3 separate regions of the Homo sapiens genome follow, and all the other regions are linked to region 2. A link is a contact called in ENCODE Hi-C or POLR2A ChIA-PET data. All regions are on one chromosome and are shown on one strand. The core of a region is the stretch at or near the end of the contact, and the rest is flanking DNA. Distances in the headings are between cores, read along the strand shown. Region 1 holds the start of CHFR (checkpoint with forkhead and ring finger domains). Region 2 holds the start of ZNF268 (zinc finger protein 268). Region 3 has its middle 17 kb from the start of CHFR-DT.

Evidence for each region. Hi-C counts contacts between places; a loop is a spot of excess contacts on that map. ChIA-PET counts read pairs that join two places held with the same protein, here RNA polymerase II (POLR2A). Pooled maps may share reads with other maps.
Region 1: a map of naive thymus-derived CD4-positive, alpha-beta T cell shows a loop between it and region 2 (24-fold over the local background). The contact joins the promoter of CHFR here to the promoter of ZNF268 in region 2. A Hi-C loop is called at or near these places in 3 of 168 maps with a recorded cell type or tissue (CD4-positive, alpha-beta memory T cell and naive thymus-derived CD4-positive, alpha-beta T cell), 14 of 37 single-sample maps with no recorded cell type and 16 of 50 pooled maps. POLR2A ChIA-PET finds 5 or more read pairs at or near these places in 2 of 52 experiments (CD4-positive, alpha-beta T cell and activated B cell).
Region 3: a loop to region 2 is called in a pooled map, with 2.5 times the contacts of the local background. The contact joins the enhancer-like site here to the promoter of ZNF268 in region 2. A Hi-C loop is called at or near these places in 4 of 168 maps with a recorded cell type or tissue (B cell, CD4-positive, alpha-beta memory T cell, naive thymus-derived CD4-positive, alpha-beta T cell and 1 more), 8 of 37 single-sample maps with no recorded cell type and 13 of 50 pooled maps. POLR2A ChIA-PET finds 5 or more read pairs at or near these places in 3 of 52 experiments (A549 and activated naive CD4-positive, alpha-beta T cell).

The regions. Positions count from the first base shown.
Region 1 is chr12:132,886,102-132,889,018 of GRCh38, reverse strand. It overlaps CHFR (checkpoint with forkhead and ring finger domains), which reads left to right and starts at 1,414. Exons shown (of 18, transcript NM_001161346.2): 1 at 1,414-1,472; 2 at 1,679-1,823. The coding sequence starts at 1,691. It overlaps CHFR-DT (CHFR divergent transcript), which reads right to left and starts at 1,177. Exons shown (of 2, transcript NR_110919.1): 1 at 1,087-1,177; 2 at 448-899. RefSeq lists enhancers at 1-621, 958-1,367 and a silencer at 1,438-1,557.
Region 2 is chr12:133,180,073-133,182,934 of GRCh38, reverse strand. ZNF268 (zinc finger protein 268) reads right to left here and starts at 1,440. Exons shown (of 6, transcript NM_003415.3): 1 at 1,249-1,440; 2 at 905-989. The coding sequence starts at 937. RefSeq lists enhancers at 1,053-1,252, 1,293-1,602, 1,198-1,722.
Region 3 is chr12:132,903,363-132,906,359 of GRCh38, reverse strand. No RefSeq gene overlaps it. Among named protein-coding and RNA genes, the nearest start is that of CHFR-DT, 17 kb to the right of the region's middle. Within about 2 kb of position 1,484, at least 2 of the 41 ENCODE cell types and tissues checked have a DNase peak (open chromatin) inside an H3K27ac peak, as active enhancers do.

The sequences.
Region 1 (2,917 bases), core at 165-2,664, 290 kb after region 2:
AATGCAGATGCCGCTCCAGGCAGCAGGCTTCAGAGAGAATAGATGGTAAACTTTTCTTATCAGAGTTAAAAAGGTGCCAGAGTCTTACATTCTCTCCTGGATCAGGAAAAGATGTGGAAAAGGAAGGAGATTCTCTACAAAGTAGATTTCCCCCAGGAGACAGTTTTGCAGGGCTACGTAAAACTATGTTAAATAAATACATGTCAGGGTAAAATACTTCGTTTTCTTCCAGGGCCTGCTATTTGTCATGTGATGTATCTTAATGCTACAGACCGTTTGGTCAGCCTTAAGTTGTCTGTTTTAACGTCGACGCTGGTCAGTTATACCTGAATTCCAAAGGGAGGACAGTATAATGGGACATATCCAAACCCTGCTTCCCATCAGGGACTGAACTGGTTTTTCAGATTAACTTTGGCGTTGAGAGACTCAGTTCATTCAGTTGGTTGGGGAGGCTTACAATTTTATTTTTGGTTTACAAGGTATAGATAACTATGCCTATACCTATATATACAAATGTTTATATATGTATATATGTGTGTATATATGGTTTGTTTTACACAAATGGATGCCTACTTTATTTATTTTGGTAGCGATGAGGTCTCAGGCTAATCTCGAACTCCTGGGCTCGAGATCCTCCTGCCTAGGCCTTCCAAAGCACTTAGATTACAGGCGTAAGTCACTGCGCCCGGTCCTGCTTCACCCTCTTAAAACCGCCCTTGGGGGCTCCTCATGAGTGCAGACATTGGCGCGTTCCTCCAAACCGCACAGACTCCCCCTGCGTGGACGCGTCTCGCCGTCTTTACTCCTCTTTCGCCGACCTTTCACTTTCAGGGAATACCCTCTGGCGCCCTTCTCTGGAGCACACACGTGAACGCCGCCGGATTCCAAGAAGTGAGATACTGAGGCAAAAGTTACGCGCGTTCAGAACAGGAAGACCCCGCAAAACGCCGGCCAAGACGTGGCCCCGCGTCCACCCTGCCCACAAGCAGCCGCTCCCACTCGCGGACCGCGCCCTGTGCCTCAGACTTCGGATCTGTGTGATCCACTGTGTGCAACTGTACCCGAAAGGGTCCCCACGTGCACTACCTCGTGACAACTAAGATGGACCGTCTTCTACTCCTAGGAGTCATCCCCAGATTAGCGGGGCTCTCAGAATCCTTGGGGCTTCCAATCCGGAAGTTCCCCGTCCCTTCTGCCCCAACATAACATGGCGCCGACCGCAGCCACTTCCGTGATCCGCAGGCGACGAAGTCGCCTGGTCAGGATCAAAGATGGCCGAGCGCCCTCCACGCGCCTACTCTCGCGGGCCACTCCCGGCTCCGCTTTAGCTGCCGCTCTTGGTGAGCGCCGCCGCCAGCCAATCGCGGGGCGCAGAGGCCTCTGGCCCCGCCCCGCGGATCAGCTGAGGGAGCCGCAATGTCTCTTGACAGCGGCGGCGGCGCAGCCGGTTCCGGGTTCGGCGCGGGGCGGGGGTAAGCGCGGCTGGCGAGGGGGCTGCGGCGGGCGGCGAAGGGGGACCTGGTTGCGGCCGTGGGAGGGGGCGCCCGCCGGCGTCCAGGCCGGGCTGCGGGGCTGCGTGGGCGCGGGCGGCCGGGCCGGGGCCCGCGGGGTGGGGCGGGCGCCGAGTCTCGGCCTCTGGGGTCGGGAGTCTCCATGGGCGTTTCCGGGGTCTCCGCAGATGTGAATCCCGATGGAGCGGCCCGAGGAAGGCAAGCAGTCGCCGCCGCCGCAGCCCTGGGGACGGCTCCTGCGTCTGGGCGCGGAGGAGGGCGAGCCGCACGTCCTCCTGAGGAAGCGGGAGTGGACCATCGGGCGGAGACGAGGTGCGGGGCTGAGGCCGGGGCCGGGGGCCGGGGCCGGGCAGAGCCACCGGGTTGCGGGCAGGCCACACGGGCGGCGGTGCAGTGTGCGCTCCAGATTTTTCCGTGGAGTGAAATGTCATGTAAGAACTGGTATTTATTCGGTGTTCTGCCCACCGATTCTTGCGCATGATTCACGCACATCATTTAGCCTTCGTTACAACTGTATAAGTTAGTTGTGTTCATATACTCTCCAGAATGCAATATTGTCACGTTCGTTGCCGTACAGAGTATCTTTTCTGACTGTAATGGAACGAAATTAAAAATAATAGAAGGAAAAGTGGAAAATTCACAGATATGTGGACATGAAACACCACACTCTTAAAGCAACCGGTGGGTCAAATAAGTCTTTACAACGGGGACCTTGTTTTGAGACAAATGAAACAAAAATAGAATACACCAAAAGGTATTTAGGATGCAGCCAAGGCAGTACTCAGAGGGAAATTTATAGCTGTAGTGCTTATATTAAAAAAGATCTCAAGTCCCAGCCCCTAGAATATTTATTTATTTAATAAACCTGGAAAGCTAAAAACTTGAACAAAGTCATACAACGGGTGAGAGAAAGTTCCCTCAGCCTCCACATTCACTGCCTCCAGTCTCCCAAGTGACCATCTGGTTGTTTGATTTCCTCTGAAGCCTTTGTATGGGGAGAGAAATGCGCTGGTCCTGTCAACAAAAATGTTTAGTTTGTCTGAAAATTAATGAATTAGCTCCGACATTATACTCTAAAAAGGAGCGAGGATGGGAAATATTTGCTGTTTGGAAGCAATTTTTTTTTTTTTTTTGGTTAATTTCACCCCTTATAATGTGCTTGCACCTGGTTTTTTTTGTTTTTTTGTTTGTTTTTTTGAGATAAGAGTCTTGCTCTGTGGCCCAGACTGGGGTGCAGTGGTGTGATCTCAGCTCACTGCACCCTCTGCCTCCCGGTTCAAGTGATTCTCCCGCCTCAGCCTCGGAGTAGCTGGGACTACAGGCGTGCGCCACCATGCCTGGCTAATTTTTGTATTTTTAGTAGAGATGAGCTTTCGCCATATTGCCCAGGCTGGTCTTGAACAACT
Region 2 (2,862 bases), core at 191-2,690:
GGTACCAGTCTGAAGCGTGGGGGTTGGGGACCACCTGCCCTATGTGATACAATCCAAGTTTTTAATGGGGTCCTCAAAGCCCTCTATGATCTTAGGCCTACGGCTCTAGCCTCATTTTTTAATATAACTCTACTATCACCATTAAACTCAACATTTTAGCAACCCTAAAGTGCCCAAAGTTCACCACATGAGGTCATTTCAAGCCTCTCAAATTTGCACGTTACTTCTTTTTCCTAGGCTGGTTTTAATCCTTTGTCTACTTTAGGTTTGTCATCTTTCAAACCTAAGGTTAAGAATCTCTTAATCATTGAAGCATTTGGGAGTAAGGGGTTAGGGGGTGTCCTTACTTCCAAAACTGACCCATTCCTGCATGTCTCCGTGTATTTCCACAGCCTGCTCCCAGAGCACTCATTAACTTGTCATTGTCTTTCTTATCCACCATTCCTAGACCACTGTTCTTCAAGACAGGGATGATAAGCAACCCATCTTTGCATTTTTAGCACCTGCCCCAGGGTCCAGCAAACAAAATACAATAAAAAAAAATGTTGAACAAGTGAATAAAAAAGTTTGTAATTTCCAAAATAAGGTTTAAAGATCCCAGATACAGAAGGCCCTCAGTAAATAAAGGCTGAAAAAACTGAAAGATGTGTGAGTATCCCTTGTTTAACTCCAAAGTTCAGCGTACAAAGTTGTTAGAAAAGAGATTGATGAAAGGAGGAAAAAAGGAAGTCGGATGACAAGAAGCATTTCTGGAAAGTCTAACATGCTATAAATGACGATCCAGTTGCCTAAAAGAGCGGTGGGGTGAGAAAGCTCCTGGCAAATTCAGACTGGAGTAGATGGAGTGCGCACACGTTGGCATTCAGGGAGAGCTTTTCAAGAATGAAAGAAAACCCCTACTCACCCAAATAGAAGCTGTCCGGACCCTGGTGGCCATCCCTACGGTCAGTTTTGTGTGCCTCGCTGGAAGTGACAGGACGCGAGGGATGCTAGAAGAGAGAGCACAGTGAAGAAAGAGGTCACCCAGCAGTCCCCAAACCCAGAGGGGGAGGGTCCGAGGCACCAGGGCTGCCTGCCATTCTCGGAGCTGAGGCTCCTTCCCTCCCACAGCACGGGATTCACCATCTCCACACCCTCACCAACACACAGGTTAGGGTCAGGCAACCGCCCCGGGTCAGCAGCAGGAGAGAGCTAAGGCAGATTAGTTCTGTCCCGTCCCGCCGCCTTGAAACCGGAGGAATTCCGCACCTCCGGCTCCTCCAAACCCTGAAGGGGCAGCAGAATAGAGTCCAGGGTACTGCCTCCACCTCCAGATCTGCAGCCAGAAGGGTTCGCAACCACTCCAGACTCGGCTGGCCCGTTGACCACGACGGGCGATGAACGCTATCTGAGGAACAAGGATCTCGCCATCGGCGCGGAACAATGGCGGCCGCTACGTATGTCGCACAGGAATTGCGTCATGGAGAGGCAAAGGCAAAAAAACTACAACTCCCAGAGGCCTCTGCGAGGAGTTACTCCCGCGCCGGAGGGCTCCGGCCAAGGGCCACCGGGAGGGGGCGTGCTAAGATGACCCGGAAGCTCAGGCCTTCCTGGCCAGGTCCCTGAGCTCCCGCGCTTGCAGGTTTTAAATTTTAAAGAGAATTAAAATACTTGACACCAATGGCTCAACGGTTGGAGGGATGTAAATTAGGTTACAAGTGTTCTAGTCCCTGCTTTACTGAAATGGTAAAAGTCTTATTTTGCTTTACACTTTAATAACAGATTCGTAAAATTCCCATTACATGTTAACATAAATAATATTTTAATGAAAATTACATATATTTTACAAAAGAAAAAATTTAGTAAGGAGTGGCTTCGCTTTTTAAGTCTTTTCTGACTTACTAGAAAGCTGGATTCTCATATCTGCTTCTATGTTTAATCTGTTGCGTATGTTGTTTTTGTTAAAGTATATAAAGATACAAGTCGAACAAGGGATAGTTTTGTTAGTGTACAATCTGAAACCACGTAGATGAACTTTTTCTACTCTATTACATAAAATCCGTTGGTCTACACTGCACTTTGAATGGATTCTTTTATCACGCATGATTTCGTAACATCATGTATTGGCCAGTTGGAAAATATTGGTTTACTTTAATGGCAAAAGCCGCAATTACTTACTTTTGCACCAACGGAAAATATCCACTAATCATTATTGATCTTAAGTATTGGGAAGAGGTGACATTCACAGAGGCAGATACAAGTTTTCTAGAATTCTTTTGTTTTTGGCTTTTAAAAACTTTTATAAATTTATGAGGTACAAGTGTAATTTTGTTACATGCATCAGTTGTGTAGTGGTGATGTCAAGGCTTTTAAGGTATCCACGCCCTATAGTACGTTATATGCATTGTACCAGTCAGGTAATTTATGATTATCCCTGAAACCCCCCCACACCTTTTGAGTCTTCATTGTCTATCATCCCACACTCTACATCCATGTGTACATATCCTTTAGCTCATACTTAAAGTGAAAACATGTGTTTTTCTTTCTGTGCCTGAGTTGTTTCACTGAAGATAGTGGCCACTAGTTCCATCCATGATGCTGCAAAAGACAATTTCATTCTTTCTTATGGCTGAATAGTATTCCATTGTGTATATATAACACATTTTCTTTATTCATCCATTCATGGACATTTAGGTTAATTCCATACCTGTGATATTGTGAATAGTGCTGTGATAAACATATGAGTGCAGGTATTTTTTTTATATATATAATGATTTCCTTTGGGTAGATACTCAGTAACAGGATTGCTTTATCAAATGGTAATTCTATTTTTAGTTCTTTGAGAATTCTCCACACTGTTTTCCATAGGTTATACTAATTTCA
Region 3 (2,997 bases), core at 235-2,734, 280 kb after region 2:
GGAAGTGGCATTCTACACCGGACATCTGCTGATACAATACACATCTCTATAGAATCTACTTATTATAAGGACCACTTCATGTATTATCATTATGAAAATCATGATCTGCGAAAATAGGAAGAAAATTAAAGCTAGAAATGTATGTGATTTAATCTCTCTGTTTTGGCTGGCCTCAATTCTGCAGCTTCCTAACACGTTTGAAGCAAGGGTCCTTGCCTGTGATTGTATTATTAATACATTCTATGTAAGCTTAGTTTAAATGATATTGTTCCAGCCAGGCGTGGTGGCACCTATAGTAACAGCTACTCAGGAGGCTGAGGTGGGAGGATCCCTTGATCCTAGGAATTCGAGGCTTCAGTGAGCTATAATGGTGCCAGTGCACTCCAGCCTGGGTGACAGCAACACCCTGAAAAAAAATTAAAAATAAGATAAAATGATATTGTTCATGTGAAAGAATGCCCATTCTTTTGCAAAGATAGTGCTCTTTTGGTAGCTTTTAGAAGTTTTGGATTTGGAAGTTGAGTTCTTCAAGTTCATTATTATTCAGGGTTGTATTTACAATTCTAGGTTTACAAACAGTTTGTCAACATCTACGAAATTAATTGCGGGGATTTTTGTCGGAGCGGCACCAACTCTACAGTTGGGAAGAATTGACATCTTAGCAATATTGTGACTACAATAATGAAAAAGGAGTATGCTCCGGTTATGTTTTCCTTTTTTTTCTCTCTTTCTCTCTCTTTCTTTTCCGTCCCTCCTTTCCTTCCTTCCTTCCCTCCCTCCCTCCCTTAAGATAGAGTCTCCCTCTGTTCCCCCGGCTGGAGTGCAGTGGCCCCATCATGGCTCACTGCAACCTCCCTCTCCAGGGCTCAAGCCATCCTTCCATCTCAGCCTCCCGAGTAGCCGGGACTACAGCCGCACACCACCAAGCCAGTCTAATTTTTGTATTTTTAGTAACGACAGGGCTTGGCCATATTTCCCAGGCTCCTCTGGACTCCTGACCTCAGGCGAGCCCTCTGTGCTCCGGACCTTCCGGAGTGCTGGGATTACAGGTGTGAGCCACTGCGCCGGCCTACGTTTTCTTTTAATAGTGTTTCATAGTTTTCTGGATACAGATGGTTTCATATTTTGTTAGAGCAAGGATTTCTTGGATTTGTTGTATCCAAGGATTTCTTTTTGTTGTTTTATTGCAAACGGTAGGCCTTTAAAGTTTTCCAGTTTCAGTTGACTTTAATATATTGGCTTTGTACTTTTGCTTCTTGTTACCTCCCCCACTCCTATCAAGCCACAGAAGAGGAGGCTCCACCGCACTTTTGATCTCCAAAATTATAGTTTAGGAGATACGGTTCAGAAAAGAGCGGGGAGGCGCGCTTCTTTCGCTGATGGGGTGCGCTCAGCTCCTGCGCTGCCCCTGGTGGCCGGCAGGGCGCGCCCAACCCTACGATTGTGGCTCGTGGCGCGCATGCGCATTCCGCCCGCGGCGTCGCCACAGGGTGAGGGAGCTTGGCTTCCTGAGAAGCCACCCAGGAGCCCCGGCTTGGGGATGACTTGAGGCCGCGTCTTCGGTGAGGAAAAGCTTCCCAGAGGAACTCTGCCGGGGAATCTCTAGAGTCATTGTCCTTTTTTAAAAATGTTTTTATAGGCCGGGCGCGGTGGCTCTCGCCTGTAATCCCAGCACTTTGGGAGGCCGAGGCGGGTAGATCATGAGGTCAGGATATCCAGACCAGCCTGGCCAACAAGGTGAAATCCAGTCTCTACTAAAAATACAAAAATTAGCCGGGCGTGGTGCCGCGCGCCTGTAATCCCAGCTACTCAGGAGGCTGAGGCAGGGGAATTGCTTGAACCTGGGTGGCCGAGGTTGCAGTGAGCCGAGATCGTGCCATTGCACTCCAGCCTGGGCAACTTGAGCAAGACTCCGTCTCTAAATAAATAAATAAATAAATAACGTTTTTTCGCTTTTTTTTTTTTTTTCTCTGAGACAGAGTCTGTTTCTGTCGCCCAGGCTGGAGGTGGTTTCGGCTCACTGCAACCGCCGCCTCCCGGGTTCAAGCGATTCTCCTGCCTCAGCCTCCAGGGTAGCTGGGATTACAGGCTCCCGCCACCACGCCCAGCTAATTTTTGTATTTGTAGTAGAGATGGGGTTTCACCATCTTGGCCAGGCTGGTCTTGAACTCCTGACCTTGTGATCCATCCGCCTCGGCCTCCCAAAGTGCTGAGATTACAGGCATGAGCCGCTGTGCCCCGCCATGCGCCGCATTTTCTTTCTTTCTTTCTTTTTTTTTTTTTTTTTTTGAGACGGAGTCTCGCTCTGTTGCCCAGGCTGGAGTGCAGTGGCGCGATCTCAGCTCATTGCAACCTCCACCTCCCGGGTTCACGCCATTCTCCTGTCTCAGCCTCTCCAGTAGCTGGGACTGCAGGCGCCCGCCACCACGCCCGGCTAATTTTTTGTATTTTTAGTAGAGACGGGGGTTTCACCGTGTCAGCCAGGATGGTCTCGATCTCCTGACCTCATGATCCGCCCGCCTGGGCCTCCCAAAGTACTGGGATTACAGGCGCCGCATTTTCTTATCCATTCATCTGTTGATGGACATTTAGGTTGCTTCCAAATCTTGGCTGTTGTGAACAGTGCTGCAGCAAACATGGCAGTGCAGACATCTCTTAGACATGCTGATTCCCTTTCCGGTATCTAGCCATCAGGGATTGCTGGAGCTTGTGGTAGCTCAATTTTTAGTTTTCTGAGGTACCTCCAAACAGTTCTCGGTAGTGGTTGTACTAATTTACATTCCTTCCAACCGTGTATGAGGGTTCCCTTTTCTCCACGTCCACCAGAGACACTTTCCTTAAATTCATAAGCAGAGATTCCCTCATGTTCTGGAATGTTCCCATGCGTTATTCTTTACTTTCTCTGGAAAGTAAAGATCTCGGAGTGAGATCTGTTTTAGGCATTTCCCTTCACAGAGGGGTTGGCAGCGGGAAACAGAGAGCACCTGGTGTTTCCTT